Linked DNA regions of Homo sapiens: region 2 is linked to region 1. Evidence: chromatin contacts called from ENCODE Hi-C data. All regions are on one chromosome and are shown on one strand. Each heading gives the region's core, a stretch centred on a gene start or an enhancer-like site at or near the end of the contact. The rest is flanking DNA. Distances are from core to core; before and after follow the strand shown.

Region 1 (5,100 bases), core at 1,664-4,163:
CTAGAAGTCCCTCTTTTATTTTTTGATTATTATCTTTGAAAAGTATGGAATCTTCCTGGATCAACTATTTTCAGCAGATTCATGCAGCATTTAAGTCAAAGCCATATCCCAGCAATTTTTCTGTGTGACACAGGATTTTATAGACAGTCTAGGTAAGAGATAATAAGTAGTAGCAATAAAGGTAGTGACAAGTGGTCAAATTCCATTTTCTTTTATTAACTATTTTATGTGCCAATATTCTGTTGTTAGAGAGTTCAGACAAGCTATAAGAAACTAAATTATCTTTTCTCTTTCGGCATTTCTCAAAACTTTTAAAATCAAAAGAATGGCATGTATTTTTAGTGACAGAAAAATATGCTTTGACAAATTGTTCTTTATTTCCTGTTTCCAAAAAGAGCTTACGGTTGTCTGGTGCAAGCATCATAGACATTGCAGATTTCTGGCTACATTTCTATCCCCTCTCTTCCATGCACAGCCCAAGTTCAGCTAAATTGTCTGACAAAAATTTTCATAGATGCTATGTAGAGAATTGCTGAAAGGAAGATGAGTGGAATCTGTGAGAACAGAGTCACCTCCAGTGCCTAAATAAGAAATGATTTCTGTAAAGAATATCTAGGAAGAAAATCAATAAATTGTTCACGATTGATTAGTCTGCAGGGAGTAATGTGGATGAACTTAAGTTTCTGGCTTGTGCAATGAAATGGATGGTGTTGTCAAGCCCTGAGACAGGAAACAGTAGATATAAGAGAGGAAAACATATACGATTTTCAGCTTTGGAGTATGAGATGTCCTTGAGATTTTTATTTAGAGGCACCTATCTAATCTCCATCTGCAGTATTGCCTCCATTTTTTTCTACATCATATGCATCTTATCATAGTGTAACTATGAATTTTTTAACTCCCATTTTTAATAACTAACGTTTCCCAGAAAATAAAGCAAACAAAAGGGAGCAAATTCTTAGTCTGGCATTTGAAGTATTCCACACTCTGGCTCTTTTTTTTTTTTTTTTTTAACTTTTCAACCTTATTGGCCATTATTCTCTACAAGATGGTGGTTTATAGTTTCTACATAATTAGGAAACACAGACAGTTACAGAGAAGGCCTAGTGAAATTCCATTAAGGCAAAGGTAGTAAGCAGAATATTGTGATTTGTTTGCTTAAAACCTTGAGATGAAAAGCAAAGTGAGTAAAAGACTAGATGACCAGGCACGCTGGTTCACGCCTGTAATCCCTGCACTTTGGGAGACCGAGGCGGGTGGATCACCTGAGGTCAGGAGTTCGAGACCAGCCTGGCTAACGTGGTGAAATCCTGTCTTTACTAAAAAATAAGCCGAGGCTGGGCACGGTGGCTCACGCCTGTTATCCCAGCACTTTGGGAGGCCGAGGCGGGTGGATCACGAGGTCAGGAGATAGAGACCATCCCGGCTAACACAGTGAAACCCCGTCTCTACTAGAAATACAAAAAAATTAGCCAGGCGTGGTGGCAGGAGCCTGTAGTCCCAGCTACTTGGGAGGCTGAGGCAGGAGAATGCTGTGAACCCAGGAGGCGGGGCTTGCAGTGAGCCGAAATCACACCACTACACTCCAGCCTGGGTGACAGAACGAGACTCAGTCTCAAAAACAAAAAAAAAAATCAGCTGATCAGCTGGGCGTGGTGGCACACGCCTGTAATCCCAGCTACTCTGGAGGCTGAAGCAGGAGAATCGCTTGAACCTGGAAGGCAGAAGTTGCAATGAGCTGAGATCAGGCCATTGCACTCCAGCCTGGCCGACGAGAGCAAAACTCTGTCTAAAAAATAAAAAATAAAAATAAAAAAAAGACTAGGAATTTTCCTTCTTGTACACCTTCGTGAAAATAAGTCTTTCTATTTGTGCAAGTTTAGAAACTGCAATTACAGACTTCTTGGCACTATGGAGCCTAATGGTCAAGCAACCCTGCAATGGAGAGACAGTATAAAAATTATCTGGACAATGCAACACTTTATCACTTGTTCAGAAATTTGAGAGGATGAGAATAATTAAGATTTCTGATAATGTGTTATGATCATGTATTTATTGCTACAGTTAGTTATATATTTTTTGGCACAATGTTTACCTGCTAATCTTAATGGAGTTAAGATAAAATTCAATTGTAGGCATTTTTCCCTTCTATTGGGTTAATTAGTCCAAGCGAACTGAGCAAAGGTTGCAGGGAGCCCCAGCATGGCTGAGGAAGACCTGGTGAGGCATCCACTGGCTGCTGGGAGGAGAGCATTAGAGGTACCTTCTGAACAGCACTGTCCAATAGAAATATAATGCAAGCCACATATATAATTCTAAATTTTCTAGTATTTATACTTAAAAAGCAAGAAGAAATAAGATGACTTTCACCCAACACTGCTTCCAAATAAGCAGTACTCTGGAGAACACGAGAAATCCTCAGAAAAATAAGCTGCAGCTCTGAGGTGCTGATTATGGTAGGGCAATCAATACAGATCAAAACATGGCACAGGGAGCTTAAGTTCCTAGGGAGAGTAGAAAATCGATAGAGCCAAGAAATAGCTCACCTTTGACTTATTTTTAACCTGAGTAGCTATCATATGCCAAGAGCTGTGCAGTTTTCATTTACCCCATGCCAAGAACGTAAGTAGGCTCTACTGACCAGGAAGTTAAGTAATATGCCCGAGGTACGTTTTCAATGGAAGAGGCTGACTGAGGGTCACCCAACTTATATCTCGAAATTTCACAATTTCTACAAGTTCTGTCCTGGGAGGCAAGAGTAGGTGAAACGAGCACACTCTACGCCAGGCAAACAAACCTCAACGCTTAGCCTCCCGGCACCTCCTAGGGCCGGAAGCTTCTCAGCCCAAAGCCGCTGCTGGCTGCAACCTCCGTCCCGCAGTCCAATTAGCAGCCGCGACCCGGCGCCCGCCCACGCCGCGTCACGAGTCAGCCAAAGATGGCTGCGCCCAGGTAATTTGAGCAAAGGCCACAGTGAACTCCGGCGTGGCTGAGGAAGGAGGAGGCACCCACAGGCTGCTGGGAGGAGAGCATAAGGTACTGGTATTCCGGGGGAGGGGGTGAAGTAAATGTCCCGGTGTCAGGAGAAGCACGACGCGGTGACACGCTAGCTACCAGCAGCGCTGCGCGTAAATGAGAGCAAGTAGAAGTGTAGTTAGCTCTTCCTGCTGTCTTTTCACTTTGCACTCTAGAAGGAAAGACCTTATATTTAAATTAACTCAGTAGAAAGGAGAAATGCCTGAGATTGAATTTAATCCCAGGTTTACTGTCAATTTACAAGGTGACCACGGCCAAATTTGATTTTCAGAGGTCCCACTTTACTTCTCTTTCAGATAGGCCCCACACTGCCTATCTCTCAGAGCTCTTCCAAGAATGACATGAGATAGGTAACACAAAAATCTTTCGAAATATTTGTAGTTTTTACAGGCGGCGTTGTCTTTGATAGATATTTGTTATTAATATCGGAGACAAAATGCCCACAGGGGCTGCCCAGTCAGCACTTATACTGAATTGAGTGACTTAATTGCCCTCAGTACAATATATACATACTAAATTTGATTATATATTTCACCACCCCATACACAAAATCATTCAGAGCTCCTGTACAGCAGAGATTGTGTCTTATCATCTTATCGTAGCCAAGGCCCTCAAAAATTTGACTACCAGAAACCTAGACATAAATTTCTAAGGCTGCTTTGTACTTATTAGGTTAGCTTTAAGTCTAGAGATATGGAATGTCAAGGTAATCAACATTTCCAAATGACCTCTTATCGATATAAAACAGGTAGCAATAAATATTTAAACGAGTGCCTGTAATGTTGTAGGAAATGAGAAAATCTGGTTTCATAAAAGCATGTTTTCCTTTGTTGTTATCCCTGAACTGTTTTTTTTTTTTTTTTTGTAGACCGAGTCTCGCTCTCACCCAGGCTGGAGTGCAGTGGCGAGATCTCGGCACACTGCAACCTCCACCTCCCAGGTTCAAGCGATTCTCCTGCCTCAGCCTCCCGAGTAGCTGGGATTACAGGCAGCTGCCGCCGTGCCTGGCTAATTTTTGTATTTTTAAAAGACAGGGAGTTTCACCATGTTGGCCAGGCTGGTCTCGAACTCCTGACCTCAGGTGATCCGTCTGCCTTGGCCTCCCAAGGTGCTGGGATTACAGGCGTGAGCCACTGCATCCAGCCTTTGTTTTTCTTAACTGTTACCCTGAAACCTGAGCCAAATCTTCATCATTCACCATTCCCTTCACATTTTCACCCTAACTAGTGCAGACATCAACAAACTACTGGCATGTAGGCCATATGCAGCCTATAGCTTGCCTTGGTACAGCCACCCAGCTAAGAATGATTTTTATGTTTTTATAGTTTTTTTAAAAACAAATATTCAACAAAGGCTGTATGTTACCTGCAAAGCCTACCACATTTACATCTGGCCCTTTAAAGTTTGCTGAGCCCTGATCTCAGGTATACCTAGAAATGAAATTGCTAGCTATGTGTGTCTTCTATCTGCTAAATAATACCAAATTCTTTCCCAAAGTGACTGTACAGTTTGGGTAAAGCTACCCCACAGAATGTACACAGAATGTAGTTTTAGCTACCCCGCATTCTTGCCAATAATTGGAATTGTCAGATTTTGATTTTAGCTAACCTATGGGTACCTATTGGTATCTCACTGTGGGTTGTTCCCCCAGTTATAATGAAGGTGAGCATATTTTCATGTTTATTGGCCATTTAACTTTCCTTTTTGTGAAGTGCCTGTTCAAATATTTTGTCAGTTTTTCCGTAGGGCTGCTTACCTTTTTCATGTTGATATGTAGTTCCATGTATGTTCTGGGTACTAACTACTCTTTTGTCAGTTCTATTGCATTTTCTCCCCCACTAGCTTATCTTTATGGTATATGTTGATAACCATAGGTTCTTAACTTCAATACTGTTAGTTTTATAAGTCTTTTATGTTTAGTGCTATTTGTGAATTGTTTAGGAAATACTTTCAAGGATTATGAAGATATTCTGTATTTCCTAAAAGCTTTATGTGTTGCTTTTCATGTTCTGGTTTCTGTTTCACTTAGATTTTTTTTTAATAATATGTATGCAATGATTTTTT
Region 2 (5,100 bases), core at 808-3,307, 2.4 Mb before region 1:
TCCTTAATAATTTGAAGAGTTTTGTACAGACTTAAACATCTGTACAAAACCCCAAACCTTTCCTTTCATTGTTACTACTTTTGTTTCTTTGATACCTATCTTGTGGATTTGTTTGTTCGTAATAGCGAGATACAAACTCAAGAGTTTAAAGGTTTAACCAGTTTCACAAAACTACTAAGTCATAGATTGTGGATTGGAACTCTGGCCTATCTTGCACCAAGCTCCTCTTTGCTGGAAAAGGTCAAATTTTACTTTTGAAAAAACAACCAAGCAAACATGTAAAGTGTTGTCCCATTAAATTTAAGCTGCAAGTTTTATATTAATTTACTGCTAATTTTACAGCTGAAACACTTCAGTGTATAGCCAGTTACTTTTCTGTCAGGAATTCAAAAGAACAGGCATTAACAGCATATATTCTTACATGCTGGTCTACTAACGTGCTACACTAGTTGCACTAGAATAACTAAGGTCCTTCCATTGGTCAGAGGTCAAGGTTTTCAAATCCCTTGATTATTGACATTATTAGGCAAGTTTAAACTACTTGTATAAAATAAACATTCAATATTTGTTTAGTGAGGAAGGACACAAATCCTACTAGTTGTAAGAAGAGATTTAAGGTTTCTCCAAGAACACTCAGATTCAAGTGGGATAACTTTTATGTTAAAACATTAACATGTACTTATGGTCATTTATTTCCCAGTATGATATACACTTCAAAGTTCATTCTCTAAGAACATTTAATTTTGTTTTCATTTGGATATGTAAAAGTCAACAAAGATGGCAGCTGGATGACTTCCTGGAGTTCAAAAGTGCTACCTCCTTTTTGTAAAATCCATCATAATGTGTATGTATGCTAAACACTCAAATACCTAACAAAAGAGACCTTGTGAATGACCCTGGCAGCTAAACAGCAATCTCACAGATGGAGGATCAACAACTGCAGTTTTGACTGCAGCTGTTACTGGTGTGGATTAAAATGAAACAATGAGCAAAATAGCACAAGTAACAATATGGAGTATAAATAACAGCGTAGAAGTGTTTGGGTACCGAATGGCTCAGCGTACCTGGCACTGAAGATTCAAGAAGGTGAACAGAGATAAGAGGTGCCTATTCGCCTATTTTGTGGACAACCTTAAAACGGTTTAAAAACTGGGAGGGAAGTTAAAAAACTGGGGGTGAAAAACAACGACGACAACAAAAACCTAGCCCTAGAAACATTTCTCTGAATAAAGTTAGATGTCTTCAGGACACCCTGTTAACAGGGGTGCCAACAGGTTGGAAACTTGTGGGTTCCAGTATTCACTTATTTTCCCAAAGTCTACAATGTGACTGAAATGTACTGAGAATTCCAGTGAGAATAAGGCAGACGTGGCCTGAAATTTATGATGCTGTCTACCAAAAACCTGGGCTCGAGGCCAGCACCTAAAAAAACAAAATCAAAATTTGATCAGGCCACAAAAGAAAACAGGACACCCTCAAACACAGATTACCTTACGTTGGCTCCTGACGAGATTACTAGCCTCTTGTCACCAAAAAACGGAAACAACGGCTGAGAAAGAAGCCGGGCGCGAAGCCCAGGCCTTCAAAGGTTCGCTTTAAGAACAGAAAGGCAGTGCTTTCCTCAGTCCTCGCCCCTTGGGGCGAGCTGGGCAAGTCGGGGCAGCAGGCAGCGGCGTCGCCCAGCACAAGGCGTGAATCCGGGAGGAGGGCGTGGCACCTTCTCTTCCCGTTCGCTCGAGCAGGCGCGACCCCACGGGCATCGTCTCCCTAGAGAGCACTCAGGCATCTATGACACGACGCCTTGCCTCACCTCTCCGCAGGGCCGGCGAGAAATGCCCGCGGGGCCTTGAAACCCAACGATCTCCTCTGCCTTGGGAGAGAAAGAGCCGCCAAGCCTGGCGACTATTCATGTCCTCAGAGTTTTCCGGTGGGAGGGAGGCGGAAGACGGGGTAAATCTCGCACAGGCTTTCGGGCAAGGTAGTTCTGGCACCACAGGAATGCTGGGAATTGTAGTTTTCGCTCTGTCACAAGCTCACCTCCCAGCGCAGGCGCCACCGTGGTCCCACGAAACTGGGTCTCTTCACAGACAGACCCACAGTTCGCGAGCATGGCTCAGCGCTGCCCCGCTTCTCCCAGCGCCCCTTCCCGACCTTTGAACGCCTTCACCGCCCTAGGAAAGCGAGATCTTGTCAGAGAACCTTCCGGCGCCTGTTTCCTGGCAGTGGGGCATAGTCCAACAGCTGGCTCCCCCAAGATAGCCAGCGGCCATTACGCGCTTGGGTCGGGGGAGATGGAGTCGCATTTAGCCGCACAGCAGCCTGGAACCTGAAGTTTTCGGCCGCTGAGCGTTCTGGGTGATTGCGTAGTGCGAGGGCCAACGAAACCTTCTGGGAAGTGTAGTCCAGCAAGCCGCTCACTTTTCGTGAGGCGTCACATCCTGCTGCTTCACCCTCTGGTGCACGGGAGGACCAACTATTTCAGTCGGTATGTCCTTTCTTTAGGGAAGCCGAATTCCTCCGTTTCTAGGAGAAATTCCTTGAATTTTCACCATTTATCCTTCTCAGACCTCAGTTACTCAAGACTGCTCCGCATAGTAAAATGCTGAAAGCAACAATGCACAGTAGTTGTATTAAAATGCACTAATACTCATGAATATTCTCTGTAAGTTGTAAAATGGCACACAGTTGTGCGGTGTTAGTGGCTTACTCTCTCAAGATTCTAAACAATTACGGCTAGGTTTCTATCTATATGTATTCAAAGCTTTGTGAGAGTCAACTAAGTAACAAACACCATTTCTAAGGCCCGAAGCACATTGAAAGAACAAAACTTGATTCCCGCCAACAACTGCTTTAACAGACAATTCATGAAGAGGAAATATAAATTGCTATTTAAAACACTGGGATGGCTGGGCGTGGTGGCTCATGCCTGTAATTCCAGCACTTTGGGAGGCCGAGGCGGGCAGATCACCTGAGGTCGGGAGTTCGAGACCAACCTGACCAACGTGGAGAAACCCTGTCTATATTAAAAATACAAAATTAGCCGGGCGTGGTGGCACATGCCTGTAATCCCAGCTACTCAGGAGGCTGAGGTAGGAGAATCGCTTGAATCCTGGAGGCGGAGGTTGCAGTGAGTCGAGATCACACCATTGCACTCCAGCCTGGGCGACAGAGTGAGACTCGATCTAAAAAAAAAAAAAAAAAATTGGGAAAAAAGTTTGATCTTACCAGTTTCAAAATACAAAACGCAAAACCTTAGGGTATATCGAGGTTAGGGGTCCCAATGATCCCAACAGGATGTAAGCATAGTACTCAACAGGTGCTTTTTCAACCCATGCCCCTCTGTCCGTCTCCCCCTTTCCTCATCTAATGATCCTCAATGCCTGTTGTTTCCACGTTTACCATCATATATTCAATGTTTAGCTCCTACTTATAAGTGAGAACATGTGTATTTGGTTTTCTGTTCTTGGCATTAGGTTGCATAGGATAATGGCTCCAGTTCCATCCATGTTGCTACAAAGAGTATAATTTCCTTATTTTTATGGCTGCATTATATTCCATGGTGTATATGTACCACATTTTCTTTATCCAGTCCACTGTTGATGGGCACTTAGGTTGATTTCATGTCCTTGCTATCGTGAATGGCACTACAATGAACATACGGTTGCATGTGTCTTTTTTTTTTTTTTTTTTTTTTTGGCTTGAGGCAGGGTTTTGCTGCGTCACTCAGGCTGGAGTGCAGTCGTGCATGGCTCACTGCAGCCTCAACTTCCTGGGCTTAACTGATCCTCCTGCCTCAGGCTTCCAAGTAGCTGTGACTACAGGTGTGCACTACCACAACTGGCTAATTTTTGCATGTTTTGTAGAGATGGGGTCTTGCCATGTTGCCCAGGCTGGTCCAGAACTCCTGGGCTCAAACTATCCACCCGCCTAGGCCTCCCAAGTGCTGGGATTACAGGCATGAGCTGCGGTGCCCAGCTCTGTGTCTTTTTGATGGCATGAATTATTTTCCTTTGGGTATATACCCAGTAGTGGGATTGCTGGGTTGAATGGTAGTTGTATTTTAAGTTCTTTGAGAAATCTCCAAACTGCTTTCCATAGTGGCTGAACTAGTTTGCATTCCCATCAACAGAGTATAAGCATTCCCTTTTCTTCACAGCCTAACCAATATGTGAATTTTTTTTCTTAATAATTGCCATTCTGATGGGTGTGAGATGGCATCTCATTGTAGTTTTGATTTGCATTTCTCTAATGATCAGTGGTGTTGAGGATTTTTTCATGTTTGTTGGCTATTTGTATGTCTTCTTTTGAGAAGTGTGTGTTCATGTCCTTTGCTCATTTTTTAATTGGATTGTTTTATACTTCTTGGTTTGTTTAAATTCCTTATAGATTCTGGATGTTAGACCTTTGTCAGATGCATAGTTTGCAAATATTTTCTCCTTCCCATTCTTAGGCTATCTGTTTACTCTGTTGGTAATTTCTTTTGCTGTGCAGAAGCTCTTTAATTAGGTCCCACTTGTCAGTTTTTATTTTTGTTGTAATTGCTGTTGGGGACTTAGCTATAAATTCTTTTCCAAAGCCTGTGTCAAGAAGGGTATTTCCTAGTTTTTTTTCTAGAGTTTTTATAGTTTGAGGGCTTACTTTTAAATCTTTAATCCAGCTTGTGGTAATTTTTGTATATGGTGAGAGGTAGGGGGGTCCAGTTTCATTCTTCTGCATATGGCTAGCCAGTTATCCCACCACCATTTACTGAATAGGGAATGCTATCCGTGTTGCTTATTTTTGTTGATTTTGTTGAAGACCAGATGGTTTTAGGTGTGTGGCTTTATTTCTGGGTTCTCTATTCTGTTCTACTGGTCTATGTGTCTGTTTTTGTAACACTACCATGCTGTTTTGATTAGTTTAGCCTTATAGTATTGTTTGAAGTCTTGCTTTGTTCTTTTTGCTTAAGATTGCTTTGACTATTCAGGCTCTTTTTTGGTTCCAAATTAATTTTAGAAGAGGTTTTTCTAGTTCTGTGAAAAATGATGTTGGTATTTTGATAAGGATAGCGTTAAATCTGTAATTTGTTTTGGATAGTATGGCCATTTTAACTGTATTGAT

What was found. Hi-C counts contacts between places; a loop is a spot of excess contacts on that map. Pooled maps may share reads with other maps.
Region 2: a loop to region 1 is called in a pooled map, with 19 times the contacts of the local background. The contact joins the promoter of CCDC90B-AS1 here to the promoter of TMEM126A in region 1. A Hi-C loop is called at or near these places in 9 of 50 pooled maps.

The regions. Positions count from the first base shown.
Region 1 is chr11:85,645,054-85,650,153 of GRCh38, forward strand. TMEM126A (transmembrane protein 126A) reads left to right here and starts at 2,914. Exons shown (of 5, transcript NM_032273.4): 1 at 2,914-3,036. RefSeq lists enhancers at 2,675-2,724, 2,895-3,164.
Region 2 is chr11:83,284,063-83,289,162 of GRCh38, forward strand. It overlaps CCDC90B-AS1 (CCDC90B antisense RNA 1), which reads left to right and starts at 2,058. Exons shown (of 3, transcript NR_186344.1): 1 at 2,058-2,485. CCDC90B (coiled-coil domain containing 90B) reads right to left here and starts at 2,305. Exons shown (of 9, transcript NM_021825.5): 1 at 1,811-2,305. The coding sequence starts at 1,910. RefSeq lists enhancers at 1,078-1,674, 1,563-1,642, 1,675-2,270, 1,693-2,342.